Regions from separate parts of the Homo sapiens genome. Here region 2 is linked to region 1. A link is an interaction called in ENCODE POLR2A ChIA-PET data of the cell type or tissue named here. Cell type or tissue: OCI-LY7. All regions are shown on one strand. Links, peaks and the distances in the headings refer to the core of each region. The heading gives the core; the rest is flanking DNA. Region 1 has its middle 12 kb from the start of RFC2. Region 2 overlaps ELN (elastin).

Evidence for each region. ChIA-PET counts read pairs that join two places held together with the same protein. Peaks named below come from ENCODE experiments on the same cell type or tissue, not always from the same donor. Only the 100,000 strongest peaks of a DNase experiment are listed, where the experiment ranks them.
Region 2: POLR2A ChIA-PET joins it to region 1 with 5 read pairs; 2 of 35 experiments call an interaction of 5 or more read pairs at or near these places.

What each region holds. Positions count from the first base shown.
Region 1 is chr7:74,265,178-74,268,080 of GRCh38, reverse strand. No RefSeq gene overlaps it. Among named protein-coding and RNA genes, the nearest start is that of RFC2, 12 kb to the right of the region's middle. RefSeq lists an enhancer at 1,747-1,796. In OCI-LY7, for the core only: no CTCF peak of the experiment used is centred there; a DNase peak (open chromatin) is centred at 1,320; H3K27ac peaks cover 789 bases.
Region 2 is chr7:74,041,284-74,044,186 of GRCh38, reverse strand. It overlaps ELN (elastin), which reads right to left. Exons shown (of 33, transcript NM_000501.4): 6 at 1,481-1,573; 7 at 1,153-1,203; 8 at 1,019-1,069; 9 at 267-308. Among named protein-coding and RNA genes, the nearest start is that of ELN, 15 kb to the right of the region's middle. In OCI-LY7, for the core only: no CTCF peak of the experiment used is centred there; no DNase peak of the experiment used is centred there.

The DNA.
Region 1 (2,903 bases), core at 267-2,766:
AAAAAAACCCCGACCTGCTAAACAGCCTAAAAAGGGCATGCTGGGGCACTCAGGTTTCTGGTAGGAAAGTCCTCAATCCCCACTCACAGCCCGCTGACCCTGCATTTTTTTTTTTTTTTTTTTTTTAAAGATATGCTCTCATTCTGTTGCCCAGGCTCTGGAATGTAGTGGTGCAATTATGGCTTACTGCAGCCTTGACCTCCTGGGGTCAAGCAATCCTCCCACTTCAGCCTCCCAAGTCGCTGGGACCACAGGCACATGCTACCATGCTCAGCTAATTTTTGTTGTTGTTGTTAGAGATGGGGTCTTGTCATGTTGCCCAGGCTGGTCTTGAACTCCTGGGCTCCAACAATCCTCCTGCCTCAGCCTCCCAGGTAGCTGGGACTACAGGCACACACCACCACACCTAATTTTTTTTGTTTTAATACAGAGTCTCACTCTGTCACCAGACTAGAGCGCAGTGACATGATCTTGGCTCACTGCAACCTCTGCCTCCCAGGTTCAAGCAATTCTCGTGCCTCAGCCTGGCTAATTTTTGTATTTTAGTAGAAACGGGGTTTCGCCATGTTGGCCAGGCTGGTCTCAAACTCCTGACCTCAAGTGATCTGCCCACCTCAGCCTCCCAAAGTGCTGGGATTACGGGCATGAGCCACCACACCTGGCCTAATAATTTTTTTAAATTATTTTTTATAGAGACAGAGCCTTGCTATGTTGCCCAGGCTACTCTGGAACTCCTGGGCTCAAGTGGTCTTCCCACCTCAGCCTCCCAAAGAAACATTAAAAAAAAAAAAAAAAAAAACAGCCGGGCGTGGTGGTTCACCCCTGTAATCCCAGCACTTTAGGACGCCTAGGCAGGCAGATCACGCGGTCAGGAGTTCAAGACTAGCCTGGCCAACATGGTGAAACCCTGTCTCTACTAAAAATACAAAAAATTACCCCGGCCTGGTGGTGGTGTGCGCCTGTAATCCCAGCTACTCGGGAGGCTGAGGCAGGAGAATCGCTTGAACCCAGGAGGCGGAGGTTGCAGTGAGCCAAGATCGCACGCACCACTGCACTCCAGCCTGGGCAACAGAGCGAGACTCTGTCTTGAGGGAAACACACACACACACACACACACACAGACACACACACAGGATTCTATCAGGAGTCTATGCTGCTTTTTCTGGACTGTATTTTTTTAGGGGTCACAGAGACCTCTTTCCCTGTCAGTACAGGCAGACAGCCTTCATTTTTCAGTGACTGTATAGTATGAATGTACCATAATTTACCTATGCATTCTGACACTGATGGGCATTTATCTCATTTCCTTCCCCTCTTCCCCCATTCTAAGCTGCTGCAATGAACATCCTAGTACATATATATCTTTGTGCACATGTGTAAGCATTTATGTAAGACAAGTTTCTAAAAGCGGGCTTCTGGGTCAAAGAGTGTATACTTCTAAAGCATTGCTAGAAACTGACAAATTTAATGTACGATTTGTAGAGAAAAGAAAAATGGGCAGACAAGTCACAGAAGAGGAACTACAAAAGGTCGACACACATAGTAAAATGCTCTACAAGACAATGAAAATTGAAACAGGCTGGGCACGGTGGCTCACGCCTATAATCCAAGCACTTTGGGAGGCCGAGGCATGCGGATTGCTTGAGTCCAGGAGTTCAAGACCAGCCTGGGCAACATAGCAAGACCCTATCTCTACAAAAAATACAGGCATGGTGATGTGTGCCTGTGGACCTGGCTACTGGGGAGGCTGAGATGGGAGGATCCCCTGAGCCCAGGAGGTTGATGCTGAATTGAGCTGTGATTGCACCACTGCACTCCAGCAGGTGACAGAGTGAGACCCTGTCTCCAAAAAAAGCAAATTGAAATAGCACTCATATATATACACATGTAATATCTATTGCATGTAATACATTTATATATATACATGTAATATCTATTGCATGTAATATATTTATATGTATACATGTAATATGTATTACTGTGATATATTTACATGTATATATTTGCACAGGAGATTAGTAAACCAAAAAAAATGCATTCTTGGCTCTCATCCACCATTGGTGGAGGGATAAATGGGATAAAATGAACTGAGCTTGGTGCTCTCTAGTCCCCCACCCCTCATCAGATTTAGAAGGGGCCACAGGTGACCGGGCATGGTGGTTCATGCCTATAATCCCAGCACTGTGGGAGGCCAAGGCAGGCGGATCACTTGAGGTCAGGAGTTCGAGACCAGCCTGGCCAACATGGTGAAACCCCATTTCTACTAAAAATACAAAAATTAGGTGGTGTGCGGTGGCTCACGCCTGTAATCCCAGCACTTTGGGAGGCCGAGGCGGACAGATCACGAGGTCAGGAGATCGAGACCATCCTGGCCAACATGGGGAAACCCCGTCTCTACTAAAAGTACAAAAATTAGCTGGGCGTGGTGCCACGTGCCTGTAATCCCTACTCGGGAGGCTGAGGCAGGAGAATCACTTGAACCAGGGAGTCAAAGGTTGCAGTGAGCCGAGATCGCGCCATTGCACTCTAGCCTGGCGACAGAGCAAGACTCCGTCTCAAAAAAAAAAAAAAAATTAGCTGGGCATGGTGGCAGGCGCCTGTAATCCCAGCTACTCAGGAGGCTGTGGCAGGAAAATCGCTTGAACCCGGGAGGCAGTGGTTTCAGTGAGCCGATATTGGACCACTGCACCCCAGGCTGGGTAAGAGAGCGAGACTCTGTCTCAAAAAAAAAAAAAAAAAAAAGTGGTTGCAGGAAGGTCAGGGCTGATGTGCTCACTGAGGACAGGAAGGAGGGAATGCTTAGATGAGTAAACAGACTAAAATTAGAAGTAAAGAATCCAAACAGCCTATGACCTAGGCCGTATAGTGTGGGGGGAGCAGCCTGTCTCCCATCCATCGTCTCT
Region 2 (2,903 bases), core at 131-2,630, 220 kb after region 1:
TCACTGCAGCCTGGACCTTCTGGGCTCAAGCAATCCTCCCACCTCAGCCTCCCGAGTAGCTGGGACTACAGGTGCACACCACCATGCCTGGCTAAATTTTTTTGTAGAGACGAGGGCCTTACTATGATGCCCAGGCTGGTCTCAAACTCCTGGCCTCAAGCCATCCTCCTGCCTCAGTCTCCCAAAGCAATGGGATTATAGGCATGAGCCACTGCGTCCTGGCTGCTTTCTTCCTATAGAGTCCCTGTTTCCCTCCTTGCTCTCACCTGGGAGCACGCCACCTGGGTATACACCTGGCAGCCCCACACCTGTGGCCAAAAGAAAGCAAAGTTACTAGCAGCAGCTCAGCCTCCAGGGACCCCTCCCCAGCCCTTCCCACCCAGGCAGCTCCAAGGCCCTCAAACCCACAGCCTCTGTGCCCGACAGGGGCAGCCAGGGACAGACGTGGGGTGGCCACAACCCTCCTCCCACGAGTTTCGGAAGTCATCTGCAAACTCTTCGGTGTGTGGATTTATCTCCGTCTCCTGGAGCCTGTTTACATGGCTGGGCCAGCCCACCTCTGGCTAACAGCTTCCAGATGTCCCTCCCTGCTGCGTAGACTCAGGCAGTCTTTTGTTTAACCTGAAGTCACTTCCTAAAGGGCTTGGTGGGGCAGAACGAGTACCAGATGGGGAGTCAGAGGACACGGGGCTCCCCCAGCTCTGCCGGGACTCGCTGCAGGCCCTTCCACACTGACTCGCCTCTTTGAGCCTCAGTTTCCCCATCTGTCGCCCGACAGCCTGCCACAGAGCCCGTCTCTTTCTACCCCAAGATCCCGGGAGAAGGGCCCGGGAAGTGGGCCAGGCCCCTCCTCCCCATTTCACAGACGCAGGCACCAGCCTGGCTAGTTTCTCTGCCCGACTGAAGCCAGGCCCTGCCCTTCCTCCCCAAGTGCAGTGGCATGGAGAGGGCTCTGTTCCTCCCTGCCCTCTGCCCCTCCCTGCCCTCTGTCCTCCAGCCCCAGGGATTCCGCACTGACCCGGCACTTTCCCAGGCTTCACTCCGGCTCCAGGCTGAGGAACCACCGCACCTGGCACAGAAGGGGCTGCATCAGAGTTGGCTCCACCCAGGCCTGCAACTTTGACCCAGGGAGTTCGGGGATAGCCATCGTACCTGCAGACACTCCTAAGCCACCAACTCCTGGGACACCACCAAGCCCAGCGCCTGCAGAGCCAGGACAGGTGAGGCATTGCGTAAGGAACAGTGGGGAGGCAGAAGGGCCCGGGGCTGCATGCTGAGGGCCCAGCATTGAGGTCTGGCCCCGTTACTAACTCACCTTCAGACTGGGCACAGCTAGCTGCCTCCCTGAGCCCCAGTAGATTGCAACTGACAATCCCACCCACCCGGCTCCCAAGCCTGAGTTGAGGGAAGGTTCTTTGCAAAGCGGAGGGCCCCACGGAAGCCAGAGGGCTTGTGGCATGTCCCAAAGAGCACCACTCACCAGCCTTAGCAGCTTTATAGGCTGCAGCAGCGTCAGCCACTCCACCAGGCACCAGAGCCCCCGGAAAGGTAACTGCGGGGAAGGCGCCGAGCCCTGCGGAGGGGAGGATGGGGTGAGGTCCTGAGCTACCACACCTATGAAGACTCCTACGCTCTGGCCCTGCCTGGCTGTGCCCCACTCAGGAAGCACATTGGAGGCTCTTCCGCTCTCTGCCAGACATCAATGCCTGCAGGACATCCATGTGAGCACTGCTCACCGGTAATGGATTTTTTTTTTTTTGACACAAGGTCTCACTCTGTCACCCAGGCTGGAGTGCAGTGGTGCGATCTTGGCTCACTGCAGCCTCAACCACCCAGGCTCAAGCAATCCTCCCGCCTCAGCCTTCCAAGTAGGTGGAACTACAGGTGCATGCCACTGTGCCCGGCAAATTTTTTTTTTTTTGTATTTTTTGTAGTGACAAGATTTTACCATGTTGCCCAGGCTGGTCTCGAACTCCTGGGCTCAAGCCATCTGCCCGTCTCAGCCTCCCAAAGTGCTAGGATTACAGGCGTGAGCCACCGCGCCTAAGTACCAGAACTAGATTGTGTGCCGAGGTTAATGTGTTAGACAGCTCTGACAAAACTGCATGGCTCTTTTTTTTTTTTTCCCTTTAGAGATGGGGTCTTGTGGCTGGGCACGGTGGCTTGAGCCTGTCATCCCAGCACTTTGGGAGGCCGAGGTGAGTGGATCACTTGAGGCCAGGAGTTCGAGACCAGCCTGGCCAACATGGTGAAACCCCGTCTCTACTAAGAATACAAAAATTAGCCGAGCGTGGTGGTGCACACTGGTAATTCCAGCTATTTGGGAGGCTGAGACACAAGAATCACTTGAACCGGGGAGGTGGAGGTTGTGGTGAGCTGAGATCAACTGCACCAGGTGCGGGGAGCTGAGACTGAGCCACTGCACTCCAGCCTGGGTGACAGAGTGGGACTCTGTCTCAACAACAACAAGAACAACAAAAGAGATGAGGTCTTTCTCTGTCGCCCAGGCTGGAGTGCAGTGACATGATCATAGCTCTCTGAAGCCTCAGCCTCCTGGGCTCAAGGGATCCTCTCACTTCAGCCTTCCTGAAAACTGCATGGATCTTTTGGGGTCAAATTTCCCCACCCACCTCCTCTAGAATGCCTTCCTGAACCCCTGCTGAGTTAAGCGACTCCCTTGGGCTTCCTTGGTCCATGGGGCTTCCTCCATGCAGCCTTCACTACTATGTTATAAAGGAACCCAGGTACTCAGCTGTGATTTCCTCATGTCCTGGGCAGCTGCTTGGGGCAGTTGGTATCAGCATCAGTCCCCGTCAGTGCCCAGGACGGAACCTGGCCTGCACCCTTGTTCCATGACCGTGCTGCATACCAGCCCTGGGTTGAGCTCAGGGGCTGGTCCCCAC